Linked DNA regions of Homo sapiens: region 1 is linked to region 2. A link is a contact called in ENCODE Hi-C or POLR2A ChIA-PET data. All regions are on one chromosome and are shown on one strand. The core of a region is the stretch at or near the end of the contact, and the rest is flanking DNA. Distances in the headings are between cores, read along the strand shown.

Region 1 (6,307 bases), core at 283-2,782, 360 kb before region 2:
GCAGTTAGGGAATTCCCTATCACACCTCTGAATGGAGACAGACACACACCTCCCAAGGACACGTCTCCCCTACACGCCCTCCCTAGACAGCTCCTGCAGGCCAGGAAGTCAGGGCTTGCAGCGCACACAGCCATGCTGTCCACCCCAGCACTGCTGGGTGAGAGTCCTGATTCTGTCCCTTCCCAGTGCTGCTACCCAGGGTGGCAGCTTCCCCTCTCTGAGATTTAAGTTCCCTTGTCTTGAGAGAGGGGATAGAAACAGGTACCTCACAGGACACATGAAGAGATTCAACAATATGCATATATGCAGTGCTAGGCACTCACGCTTTAAACATATGTATGCCTCTGTTGTCCTCTAGTGGGCCCCTGGTCAGTGGGCCCCAGTATCACCTCTCTAGGACAGTAGGGGCAGACAGCTCTGCCATTAAAATGGTCATCATCCAGAGAAGCCACTGCTGCAGGGCCAGGAGACTTCATCTTAGGCTTTAGGTCATTCCCCCTTCCAAGAATCCACCACTCTGGTTGCTTCCGCTTCCAGCTGCTGACGCTTGAACTCAACCCCAGCCTCTCGCACGTGTCTTGGCTCTGGATTCCCACCTGCCCTGCCATCTCTTCCCTAAAGCCCACTCCTCCCTTACAGTGACTCCATTTCTGCCCCCAGTGCCACCCCTCTGCCCACCTCCTGGGTTGAAAATCTCAACAGAACCTCTGGTTGGCTCTTGGGCCATCGGCCACACCAAACAGTCTGCTCAAGGCCCAGCTCCTGCTCTTCCTTTCCCGGCCTTCAGCACTCTGCCCTCCCTGTATCACATAACAGGCTGGCTTACTCCAGGGTTAGCCGTGTGCCTGGGCTTCCTCACCAAACCATGAGCTGGCTCCTCGAGGGCAGGACTGGGTCTTATTAATCGTTGCTTTCCCAAGAGTACATGGAGCAGCAGGTGCTCAAAAGGTTTGCTGATAGAACTGGGTCCCCACCAAAGCTCCCTGCTTTCCCAAGAACCCCTTCACGGTTTTTCCACTGCCTCTCACTGGGGCCACATGGGACCTCTTGTAGGGACAATGGTTGTGGCAGCCCCTTCCTAGAGGGCCCTCGGAGAAGTCCCAGTGTGTCTTGTTGGGGCTTCTGGCACAAGCCCACCATGGCAGATGGAAATGTTGGGCAGGTCTCTCAGAAAACACAGCATTTGCTTTGCGAATTGCTACTCCCGTCTGAGGGTGAGTCCAGTCAACAGAGTATCAGAATTCTCTGTGAGTGGGGCCCTCTGGCCATGCCGTGCCCTCTCCCTGGCTCTAGCAGATTTGAAGAGTGGTCAAACAGAAGTCCTGGCTCCTGGGATTCTCTACCCTGTGGGTCTGCAGAGCCCCAGTATGTGGTTTTTCCAGCAGTTAACAAGCTAGTCCTATGGGCCCTGTCTTCTCAAGAGCTGAAGTCCAGCCTTGCCTTTCCTGGTTGTTGAAGACCATGAATACAAGTGAACAAGAGAGTAACTGTGGCGTGACACCCCTTCAGCTCCAGGGGCCAGGCCATGAAGCAAAGGTGTGACTCATGGCACAGCCTGAGCTGTCTGAGGCAGCTGAGGCCTCAGTGGTCACATGAATCACACAGCTTGGGGCCCTAGGGCAGCTGTGCAGGCTGACTCACTGGGAGGCCCTGGAAGAGCCTCTATGTCCTCTTCGCTGCCAGTCAGCTCACTCATCTATCAAGTATGAGTTTCCCATCAATACAGGATCTGAGGGCAGGGAGGTCAAGGAATTAATTCCCCGGGGCTTGAGGACAGCTATGTGGGTAAGCAGCCCCCACTGCGGAGCTTTCTCGTAGAAGCTTTGATGTCGGGGAGCCCTGGGGAGCCAGAGGGGTGAGAAACTGAAGTGGGGGGACTCTACTTGACTGTGGAGAGCATCTAGCAGGAAGAGGCTGTCTGTGAAATGCTGCCTGCTGCCCAGTTTTGCTGGAAGTCAGGAGCAGGAAACAAATCCAAGTGGGTAGAGAAGGGGTCCACAGTGGGCAGCTGCTACTACACCACGTGCTCATATCTGCCAGGACTCTGTGGGCCCAGCTGCTAGCATAGCACTGGGCGCACAGTAGGCAATGAGGTGCACAGTGAATGAATGACTCAAAGTTCCTGAGGGCAGGAGACTACTCGATGCCTCTTTCTCTCTCTCTTCCCATTTCCCGCTCCCTGGCCCAGTTCATGGTTGGACATACAGAAGGCGCTCCTTCTTCAGCGTCTAGTGCTGATGTGATCTGGTCAGAATTCTCTCAGGCTGGTCCTTGGTAACTCCACCTCTCATGATCCCCTGAAAGCCCAAGAGGAGGACCCACTGTTGCCAGGACTTGGGAGGGGAGGGAAAGGGTCACTCACCTGTTTCCTCACATACTCTACCAGCAATTCAAGATGTCGAGGGTCTTCACATTTCCGGTTGAAGAAGGTTCTCCAGAGGGCAGCGGCCAGCCCATGATCATCTGAAAGGATCCCCTGGAACATACAGCACAGCAGTGGTCTCCTGAGGGATCCACAGAGCCAGGACACAGACGGTGGGGATACTATGAACATGCTAGCAACCATGGAATCAGCTCAGAAGGGCCCTCCACGCACAAGAGGAAAATGGGGCAGTCACACAGTAGAGGTGGAAGGGGTCTTACAAGGGTATCTGGCCCAATCCCTTCATTTTATTACATACAGAGGGAGAACAGGGGGTCCAGAGGGGCCAAGCCACCAGTTAGGTGATGCAGAGCTGGGACTCAGGCAGTACTCCGTACTGCGCCTGGCCCAGGCAACACTTGAGAGGCTGAGAAGAGAAACAGTAGCAGCAATGCTCCCCCTGCTGTCCATAGCAGCAATGCTCCCCCTGCTGTCCACAGGGCACGGGCTGGGAATATTGTGAATGTATGTTTCTCCCAGGAATGGAGGTGGGCATGGACTGTGCCTTCTTGCTTGGTCCAAGGACCAAGGCAAGGCAACTGGTCCTTGGGGGAAGGGAGCCAGCTACCTTGTCTTCACTCTTACCCAACTCTGGGCCCAGCCTCTCCCTAAGTAGGGGAACAGGATGTTCAGCAGGATTGCTGGGGCCACAGAGGGCCAGGCTCAGAGCTTGCATGTGTGTGTGTGCCTAACGCTGCCTCTTTTGGCAGAGGAGACTTCTGTTGGGAAGCTTAAAGATTACAGAGCAAAATAAGAGCCCCAGCCACCAGCTAAGGACATTTTCTAGCTTGGACCTCTAGAGGAGGGAGGGCTGAGAGTCTTGCTTCCTGGGGTGAAGGTGGCTGATGGAACAGGCCCTGAGAAGTTGCTCTGTCCAGGTGCCAAGGTAGTGTGTGGAATCGATGTGCTGACTTGGAGTTAGAAGGGAGATCAAGTCCTAATTCCACCTCTGCCAAGATCAGTGATGGTGGCAGCTGACTAAACCAAAGTCTCAATCTTCTACTTCTTCAAAACAGATGAAGTTACCTGCTCTACTTATAGCATTCTTGAACTATTTGTTAAGTGTAATCTGTTGGATACAAAGATTAGGAGCATGCTTTGGCAGACAGCGGGGATACAGTCAAAACCGTGGGGTCTGGGAGCCAGAGCACAGAGTTCGAATGCCAGCTGTGTCACTTGATGGCCATGCGGCCTTTAAGAAGCTATTAGCCATTCCTGAGCCTCAGTTTTTCATGAGTCAAACAAGCCTAATAATACCTATCCCACAGAGTTGCTGTGAGAATTAAGAGATACTGGCCATGAATGGCTCTGTAAGTGGTAAACATTACCCAAAGACCCAGGATCACTTTATTCGACATTTTATTGTGGTCTGTCCTCTTGGGCATTGTGGTATGTGAGGTCTGGCTCCAGGCCTGCTGCCAACAAGGGCCATGTCCAGTATGGGGTGCTGACAGTTTGGTAGAAAAACATTCCACCTGTTCCAAATGCTCTCTGATAAACCCTCCTTACGGTTCCACAGCTTAGGACTGTCCTGGCACAATGGCTGAGTCAGGAAAACTGGCTTTTTCTGGCACATGGGGACAGGAGCAGAGGACAAGCTCAGGCACATCACCCTTCTGCAAACGATTTGCTAGCACAACAGCGTGCCTGTGTCTGCTGTGCCTGGGCACATGCCAGAGCGCTGCTGGCAGCAACCCACATGTGCTGTGCAGAAAGGAATGGGATTGGGAGCGCGTGTTATGGGGACCTGGAGAATGGGCAGAGCCCAGGATGGGAAAACAGGCAACTTTAGCAGCGGGTGAGATGGCTGGGAAGGGGCAAATTCATAATCAGGAATTCCTGAGCCATCAGAAGGAAAAGGATGACTCAGGACCCACTAATAGTGAGAACAACCCAACTGTTTCAGACTGTTAGGGTTCCCTCACACGCCTAGCTCCTAATGATTATGTTTGCCAAGTAGAATAGATATTATATTCCCATTTGCTTTGCTTTGTTTTGTTTTGTTTTGAGATGAAGTCTCACTCTGTCACCCAGGCTGAAGTGCAGTGGCATGATCTTGGCTCAATGCAACCTCTGCCTCCCAAGTTCAAGTGATTCTCTTGCCTCAGCCTCCCAAGTAGCTGGGACTACGGGCATGTGCCATCACACCCGGCTAATTTTTTGTATTTTTAGTAGAGACAGGGTTTCACCATGTTGGCCAGGGTGGTCTCGAACTCCTGACCTCAAGTGATCTGCCTGCTTCGGCCTCCCAAGTGCTGGGATTACAGGCGTGAGCCACCGCACCTGGCCTATATCCCCATTTGAAAGATAAGTAAACTGAGGCTTAGAGGCTAGCTAACTGATGGCTGAACTAGAACCAGCATGCATTGATGAGGTGGGGGATGATGACTGACCCACTCTAGTCAGAATACAGAACCTGGCATAGAGTGGGAGAGCAATCAGAATGGCTGAATACCCAGCACTTTGGGAGTCCAAGCTGGGTGGATCACTTGAGCCCAGGAGTTCAAGACCAGCCTGGACAACATGGCGAAACTGTTTCCACAAAAAAATATAAAAATTAGCCAGGCATGGTGGCACACAAGTGTAGTCCCAGCTACTCGGGAGGATGAGGTGGGATGATCACCTGGGCCTGGGGAGGTTGAGGATACAGTGAGCTGTGATCACACTGCTGCACTCCAGCCTGGGCAACAGAGTGAGACCCTGTCTTAGGAAAAAAAAAAAGAATAGCTGAATAAATCAACGAACACAACTTCAGCCTTCTTCCCACCACACTGCTAGTGTAAGGCAGTGAAAACAAATGAGAGACTAATCTGAGGGTGCACATTTCAAACTAAGAAAGCAGAACTGGAAGAAGGGTCCTGGGAACCAAACATGAGGGCACAGCATAATTTCCCCCCAATCTAATCGGGTGCCTACTTGTTTTCCCTCGTGACACAATGAAGCATCCTTCAGAAATTAAGACACCTAGGTCTAGAGTAACTGAGAGGAAGCCAAGGGGATTGTTTCAGCTTTGGAGGGTTCTAGTTCTGATTAAGGGTTTAAAGTGGCAGAGTTCCACTCAGTGAAGATTGATTTGACATCACTATGTGCTCAGCATGATGCTAGGAACACAAGAGTCACAGCAATATGGTCTGAGCTCTCAGGGAACTTGCAATCTAGCTGAAGGGACAAAATCAGTGCACATCTAACAGCAGCACAGAGTAAAATCCCGGAGAATGAACACATGCCAAGCTGCACAGTGAGACTCAGCTACACTCTACATGGCTGCCTCCTTGTTCTACAGTCTTAGCTTTTATGACAACTCCTCAGAGAGATCTTCCTGGTCCACATCAAGTCATTCCCCCTGTTGTTCTCTCTCACTGCACTCTACTGTAGTTAGATATTTACTGCTTATCTGCTACTTGTTTACTATGTCTCTCAATTAGAAGGTAAGCTCTAGTGGGAAAGAGCCAGACCGTGTTTGTTTTATTCACCAATATATTCCCATGTATCACACATGGTAGACACTCAAAAGCTACCTGTTAAATGGATAATGAATAGATGGATGGGTGTGGAAATTCACAGTAAAAACACAAGCGATCCAGAGAGGTCAGGGAAACCTTTCTGAAGAAGTAGGCCTTTAAGAATTGGGAGGATTTAGCGGGTGTGGTGGCTCACGCCTGTAATCCCAGCACTTTGGGAGGCCGAGGTGGGTGGATCACGAGGTCAAGAGATCGAGACCATCCTGGGCAACGTGGTGAAACCCTGTCTCTACGAAAAATACAAAAAAAATTAGTCAAGCATGGTGGCGCCTGCCTCTAGTCCCAGCTACTCAGGAGGCTGAGGCAGGAGAATCCCTTAAACCCGGGAGGTGGAGGTTGCAGTAAGCTGAGATTGTGCCACTGC
Region 2 (6,105 bases), core at 3,240-5,739:
TTTCATTATGTTACCCAGGCTGGTCTCTTAACTCCTCACCTCAAGTGATCCACCCGCCTCAGCCTCCCAAAGTGCTGAGATTACAGGTGTGAGCCACCACGCCTGGCCTAGCCTAACTAAGTCTAAGGAGTTTAAAAATTCTTCATTTGAAAGCCATATCTAGTAGTTTAACAGGTCACAAAGGAAAATGTGAAACAGAAAAAAACCTGCTTCAAGTAAAGCAATGAGCAAGAGCATGAAGTACTGTAATATTTATGTACAGGTTTGACTCCAGCAGCCACATAACAGGGTAACTTTCTAGTTTCTAGAACTTGTAATAAACATCTGATCCCTACTGGAGATTCCAATTCAAAAGGTCAGGTATGGGGCCAGGGCATATGCCTGAATATAAGGTAAGAAGGTTCCTCTCAGCCTCTTCCCTTGCAAACTCAAAAGATACCGTATGTCTATCTTGAGAAGGACATATCTGGGGTCAGCCAGTTAAGCTCAAAGGGAACTCACCAGGTCTACTCTCAAAAATTTCTAAAAGGTTACCAGAAATTACCTTTAAAAGGAAGATATTTCTCATTCCACAAGGCAAGGCTGAAAGGCCCAGCTGAATTTGACAAATGCCTAGTTCAAGTTTTATGTGTACAACTTAAAGCACAAAATCAATCCAGATAGAAATTTATGATTCTCTTCTATTTCAGCAAAGAGGAATACCCACCCCACCCCATACCAAGGAAAACCATGCAGAAAGTTGATGCTACAAGTCAGAACTTCACAACCCTTGGTATTATACCTCTTCAAAAGGGAAAGGTAAATGGAAATAGAACTGAAATACTTCTGTGTTGACACCTCACTTTGTAAAAACCACAAGAATTTAACATAAGTGTCACTGTTTTCCAGGAAACTACTATTCCTGTATTCTAAATGTCAGCTAGCGACTGAATGCAGGATTTCAAAAATCCACGCCATTTACCTAAAGCTTTGCTGAACTTTAGAAGGATAAGACTAAAATAATAACTAAACAATAAAACATCTAAAATACATATTCTATCTATACATACAGCATAATGATAGGAAAGGAGAAAATGGGCCTGATTTGTCATTAAAGCCACTGATATACTTCAGAAGATCTAAAACAAGAAGCTGGCTTTAGTATGTTTTCCATTCATATTATCAGGAATTAGTCCTAACATAAAGGCTTGCTTCAACTTGACAAAATACCGGATGCATGCACAAATCACAAGTATCTGCTACAAAAATTTAACATATTATGGCAAGACAGACTTTCGTATTTACTAGCCATTCTAATCACTTGGAATTTCAGAAAAAAATGTCTGACAACAAATCTCTTCATCAAGAAGTCAAGGCACAAACTAAAACGACTATTTTCACTCTTCATCTGGTAGTAAACATCCAAAAGTGAACTTTAACTTTGTTCAGTTATCACTCTTTAATCAACAAGAACCAGGGTACAGCAGAGCTAGGTTCTTCAGATCCAAAAGAAACAAACTCTCAAATGTTCACCTCAGAGATTAGCAACAGAGAACCAATCACAACGGGCACAATGCTAAAAACAGTATAATCACATTATAATAAACATTATGAAACAACCACAGTTTCAGCCACTTGATTTTGTTCCCCATTCCCAAATGGACCATATATCAAAGTCTGGGATCACTCTTAATGAAAAAATTATTCTGACACTGATGGAGATGTGTACTTTTTATAACGCATTACTCAATTTTTCCATTAACCTCCATTCCGTACTCAAAGGCAGCAAATCAGAAGACATTTCTAAATAAGATATTCCTCCTGTCAAAAATATTAAGTTATGTTTCAATCCCCCCAAATGCCAACAAAAATGTTGCTACCTTCATTTTCACTTCAGAGCAAAATTATACTTCTAACCTAAACAACCACATTCACTCTGTTTTTGAGTCTTAAAAGCTGGCTTTAAACTTAATTAAATTTTGTGCAAACCAAAAGGTATATGGGTGTGGTAGTAAAATCTGATAAAACTGTAGTTTAGATAAAATTATCTTTTCTGTTTAGTTGAAAACATTTAACAATATTCCTTTACTCCATGAACATTTACTATTAAGCACTTGTGGGCCAGACAAAAGATATAAAAGTGGACATCATCAGTCTCTGCATTTTAGGGAGGGACATCTAAAAGCATCTTTTGTGCAACCAACTACTGACACTTGGTTCTTCCTACAACATCTACAGAAGAAAACATACATTCATACAATGACAGAATGGCTCTCTGCAAAATGGAGTAAAAACTATCAACACTGTCACTGGATTCCAGCACCTGGAACACACTGGCCCACAACATCAAGTTTCACACCTAAAGACTGTACTAACAACTCCCAAACTCTCAATACTCAATCATCAAAACATTTGACGTGTCAAAGAAGGTGAAAGAAGCCCAAAGAGTACTGGTATTAGCATGTAACAATACGTTGCAAGTAACCACACAATTATTTCTAAAGCTTCACATTTTTCATCTAACAGATTTGAACATAAAGAAAATGAAAATTATACATTACAATCCATAAGCAAAGTAATCACATTTAATCGAGCATATATAAAAATGTATTCCCTGTTTCATTAAAAATCTGTCCAATAATATATACTAAGCACATCTTCATTGTTTTGTATAAACACGCCAAACATTTCACTTTCTTCATAAATTACCATAACGTTATTTGAACCACCTGTAACAGTTCTTCCCAACTTTTTATACTCTTTGAAAATGTCTGCACACTTTCCACTAAATCCAGAAATCCTCCATTCTTATCAAAACTGCCAAATTTCAAAAACAAGTACAACCAGTCTTGTATTGTAGTTCTATAATTTAAAAAACAAGATTTCCCTATGTGTCCAGACTTGAGGGATTTTTCTCGACTGCAAATGCTCTGAGATGCATTAACAATATACACTAGTTAACAAGGTCCCAGACAATTCTTGTTGCTAAGACTGCATTTTGCAAAAATTACACCATTTCAAACCATTCAAGCAAGAAGCTCTAAAATACTGCAGTCACAAGCCTAGCCTCTCCCTTCAACAAACCTTCAGTTGCCATCACACTTTTTTCCAGTGGGTTATACTGACTCTATTATTGAATAATATAAAACGGTCCCTACCAACTTCTTCAATTTATATTAGGTTATCTCTGAGAATCCTGGAGCCAAGGAGGGTTTTAGGGCCCAGAAATCTCTTAAAGTCTGCAATTCTCAGCATGACACCACGCAGATGAGTAAATGTTTAGCACTTAATACTGAGTAACCCTCACAAGAGCCCCTCAGATTTGTCACTATAAAGCACACGTTGGAGGCACACAAAAAGCCCGTACGTTTACAACCTAGCAGCTAAGCCTGCTGCACTGGCGTCCAACCCCGTCACTAACCTGTAGATCCTCAAAGTCCCTCCCACCACCCAATTCACGTGGCTGCAAACTAATGCAGCCAAGCTTCAGAGAAACTCAATTAACTCTCCATCAAAAGCACCCACCCTCCGCAGCCCACTGGATCTCGTCCTCCTGAAATGCCACAGGATCCTCTCCCGAGGGAGCCGTAAATGTGCTGCTCACAGCAGCCCCTTCCCTACTGGGGGACCAAAGGCCTGGCATCTTACTACAATTCTCAGAGCCTCAGGAGGCGTACTCACCCCACCCCCTCACCTCCTAGCTTCAGACGCCGGCTTCTCAAAACTGCTACACCCTCGAGTAAAGCCCCTCCCCAGCAATGGACCTCGGAGGCATTTCACTGCAAACCCCTCCACCTTCAGGCCACGAAGGCGGCCGGTTGTGACACTTCCTTTCTGAACTCACAGGAGTGTACCGACTACAGCTTCCTCCCCACAGGTGTGACCTGGGTCCCCTTTTGCTGGTAGGCCACAAAGGCCTCCTTTCCATTTCGGGTTGAAGGAGTGTCCTCACTACGATTATCTCCCCACCTCCAGGCACAGAGATGTAGTTATAACCTCTGCTTCACTGGGGGAGACAAGAAATCCTCCGTACTCGGGATGTAGGCGTGTTTTTACTGCAGTCCCCGTTAGCTCGCAGGCCGCTGAGCCAGCCAGCTCTGGCCTGCCCCCTCTCAGACCACGGGGGAGTCCTCGCTATGGCCTCGTCCCCACTTCGGTACGCAGGCTCATCCTCTTGCGTCCTCCTTGCATCCTCTCAGATCTCAGAGGCCTAAGTGGCATCCCACTCCCCCTGCAGCCCTGCCTCGACCCTTTGTGTGGGGCGCTAGTTGCCGCGGGCTCGAAGGCCTCCGAAGGCCCCGCCCCGGGCCACCAAGGGGCACCACGAGCCCCGCACAGCCCCACCCGTTCAGGGGCTGCGGGAGTCTTACCGGGGAAAGCTGCGCGGCACCAGAACCCAGACCCCGAATTACCCCCCGCGCGAGTGCCTCCGCCCCGCGGCCGACAGCCCCAGCCCGAACGGCTTCCCGGAGCCCAACGCAGCCACCACCTCCTTCGCCGCTTCACAAAATGGCCGTCGGCCCGCTCAGCGGCTCCGCGTTCCAGAAGGGGGAGGAACGGCGTGGTTGACGTCAAGGGGCCGCGCAAGCGCGCTGACGGTCTCGGGCGATCTCCCGGAAGTTACTGGGTTTTGTGCTAAGAGGGGGATATTCAGTCCCTGCTTGCGACTGTTGGCGCACAGGACCGACCTTGGGCTAGTGGCCCTGGCGGGTGGGCTGGGTATGAGTGTCTAGCTTGGCCCTTCACTGCAAGACTGTGCAAATTGCTTCACGTCTTCCAGTTTCCGCGGAAGGAGCGAATTGTGCTTACCTCTAAGTTTTTTGAGGATTAAATGGACCACAACGTGGTGGCTAGTTATTATATCCTGACAAAACAGCCAAAACCTGATTCTTTTTTCCCATTTAAGAGTTTATACAGGCCGGGGGCCGGGCGCGGTGGCTCACGCCTGTAATCCCAGCACTTTGGGAGGCCGAGGCGGGCGGATCACGAGGTCGGGAGATCGAGACCATCCTGGCTAACACGGTGAAACCCCGTCTCTTCTAAAAAATACAAAAAATTAGCCGGGCGTGGTGGCGGGCACCTGTAGTCCCAGCTACTCGGGAGGCTGAGGCAGGAGAATAGCGTGAACCTGGGAGGCGGAGCTTGCAGTGAGCCGAGATTGCGCCACTGCACTCCGGCCTGGGCGAAAGAGCAAGACTCCATCTCAAAAAAAAAAAAAAAAAAAAAAAAAGTTTATACAGGCCGAGCGCGGTGGCTCACGCCTATAATCCCAGCACTTTGGGAGTCCGAGAAGGGCGGATCATGAGGTCAGGAGTTCGAGACCGGTCTGGCCAACAAGGCAAAACCCAGCCTCTACTAAAAATACAAAAACTAGCTGGGTGTGGTGGCGGTGCTTGTGGTCCCAGCTACTTGGGAGGCTGAGGCAGGAGAATCGCTTGAACCCGGGAGGTGGAGGTTGCAGTGAGCCCAGATGGCGCCATTGCACTCCACCCTGGATGACAAAAGCGAAACTTCGTCTCAGAAAAAAAAACAAAAAAAGAGTTTTAATCTAGGGCAGGGCGCAGTGGCTCACGCCTGTAATCCCAGCATTTTGGGAAGCCGAGGCGGGCGGATTACCTGAGGTCAGGGGTTCAAGACCAGCATGGCCAACATGGCGAAACCTCGTCTCTACTAAAAATACAAACATTAGCTGGGCGTGCTGGCTGGCGCCTGTGGTCCCAGCTACCAGGGTGGCTGAGGCAGGAGAATCGCCTGAATCCGGGAGGTGGCGGTTACAGTGAGCCAAGATAACGCCATAGCACTCCAGCCTAGGCGACAGAGCAAGATTCCGTCTCAAAAAAAAAAAAAAAATTAAATCCATCGTGACCCCTCCACGGCTTCACTATAGTATTATTTTATTATAGAAAAAGCTATTCTCTGGCTGGGCGTGGTGGCTTACGCCTGTAATCCCAGCACTTTGGGAAGCCGAGGTGGGAGGATCACGAGGTCAGGGGATGGAGACCATCAGGAGAGCGAGACTACATCTCAAAAAAAAAAAAAAAGAAAGCTGTTCTCAAGCCGCTTTGGGCCTAGCCCCCCGAACTTCATGCCCCTGCTAATTAAAAGCTGGATGTGGTGGCTTAAGTC

The links. Hi-C counts contacts between places; a loop is a spot of excess contacts on that map. ChIA-PET counts read pairs that join two places held with the same protein, here RNA polymerase II (POLR2A). Pooled maps may share reads with other maps.
Region 1: a loop to region 2 is called in a map of chondrocyte, with 3 times the contacts of the local background. The contact joins the enhancer-like site here to the promoter of CPNE1 in region 2. A Hi-C loop is called at or near these places in 1 of 168 maps with a recorded cell type or tissue (chondrocyte) and 6 of 50 pooled maps. POLR2A ChIA-PET finds 5 or more read pairs at or near these places in 2 of 52 experiments (MCF 10A and activated naive CD8-positive, alpha-beta T cell).

What each region holds. Positions count from the first base shown.
Region 1 is chr20:35,304,304-35,310,610 of GRCh38, forward strand. UQCC1 (ubiquinol-cytochrome c reductase complex assembly factor 1) reads right to left here. Exons shown (of 10, transcript NM_018244.5): 9 at 2,363-2,476. Among named protein-coding and RNA genes, the nearest start is that of FAM83C, 15 kb to the left of the region's middle. RefSeq lists enhancers at 1-819, 1,111-2,310, 1,403-1,697. Within about 2 kb of position 1,533, at least 15 of the 41 ENCODE cell types and tissues checked have a DNase peak (open chromatin) inside an H3K27ac peak, as active enhancers do.
Region 2 is chr20:35,660,411-35,666,515 of GRCh38, forward strand. CPNE1 (copine 1) reads right to left here and starts at 4,490. Exons shown (of 16, transcript NM_152925.3): 1 at 4,350-4,490. RBM12 (RNA binding motif protein 12) reads right to left here and starts at 4,490. Exons shown (of 3, transcript NM_006047.6): 1 at 4,350-4,490. RefSeq lists enhancers at 3,199-3,318, 3,313-3,818, 3,659-3,708, 4,029-4,138, 4,323-4,827 and 1 more and a silencer at 4,057-4,351.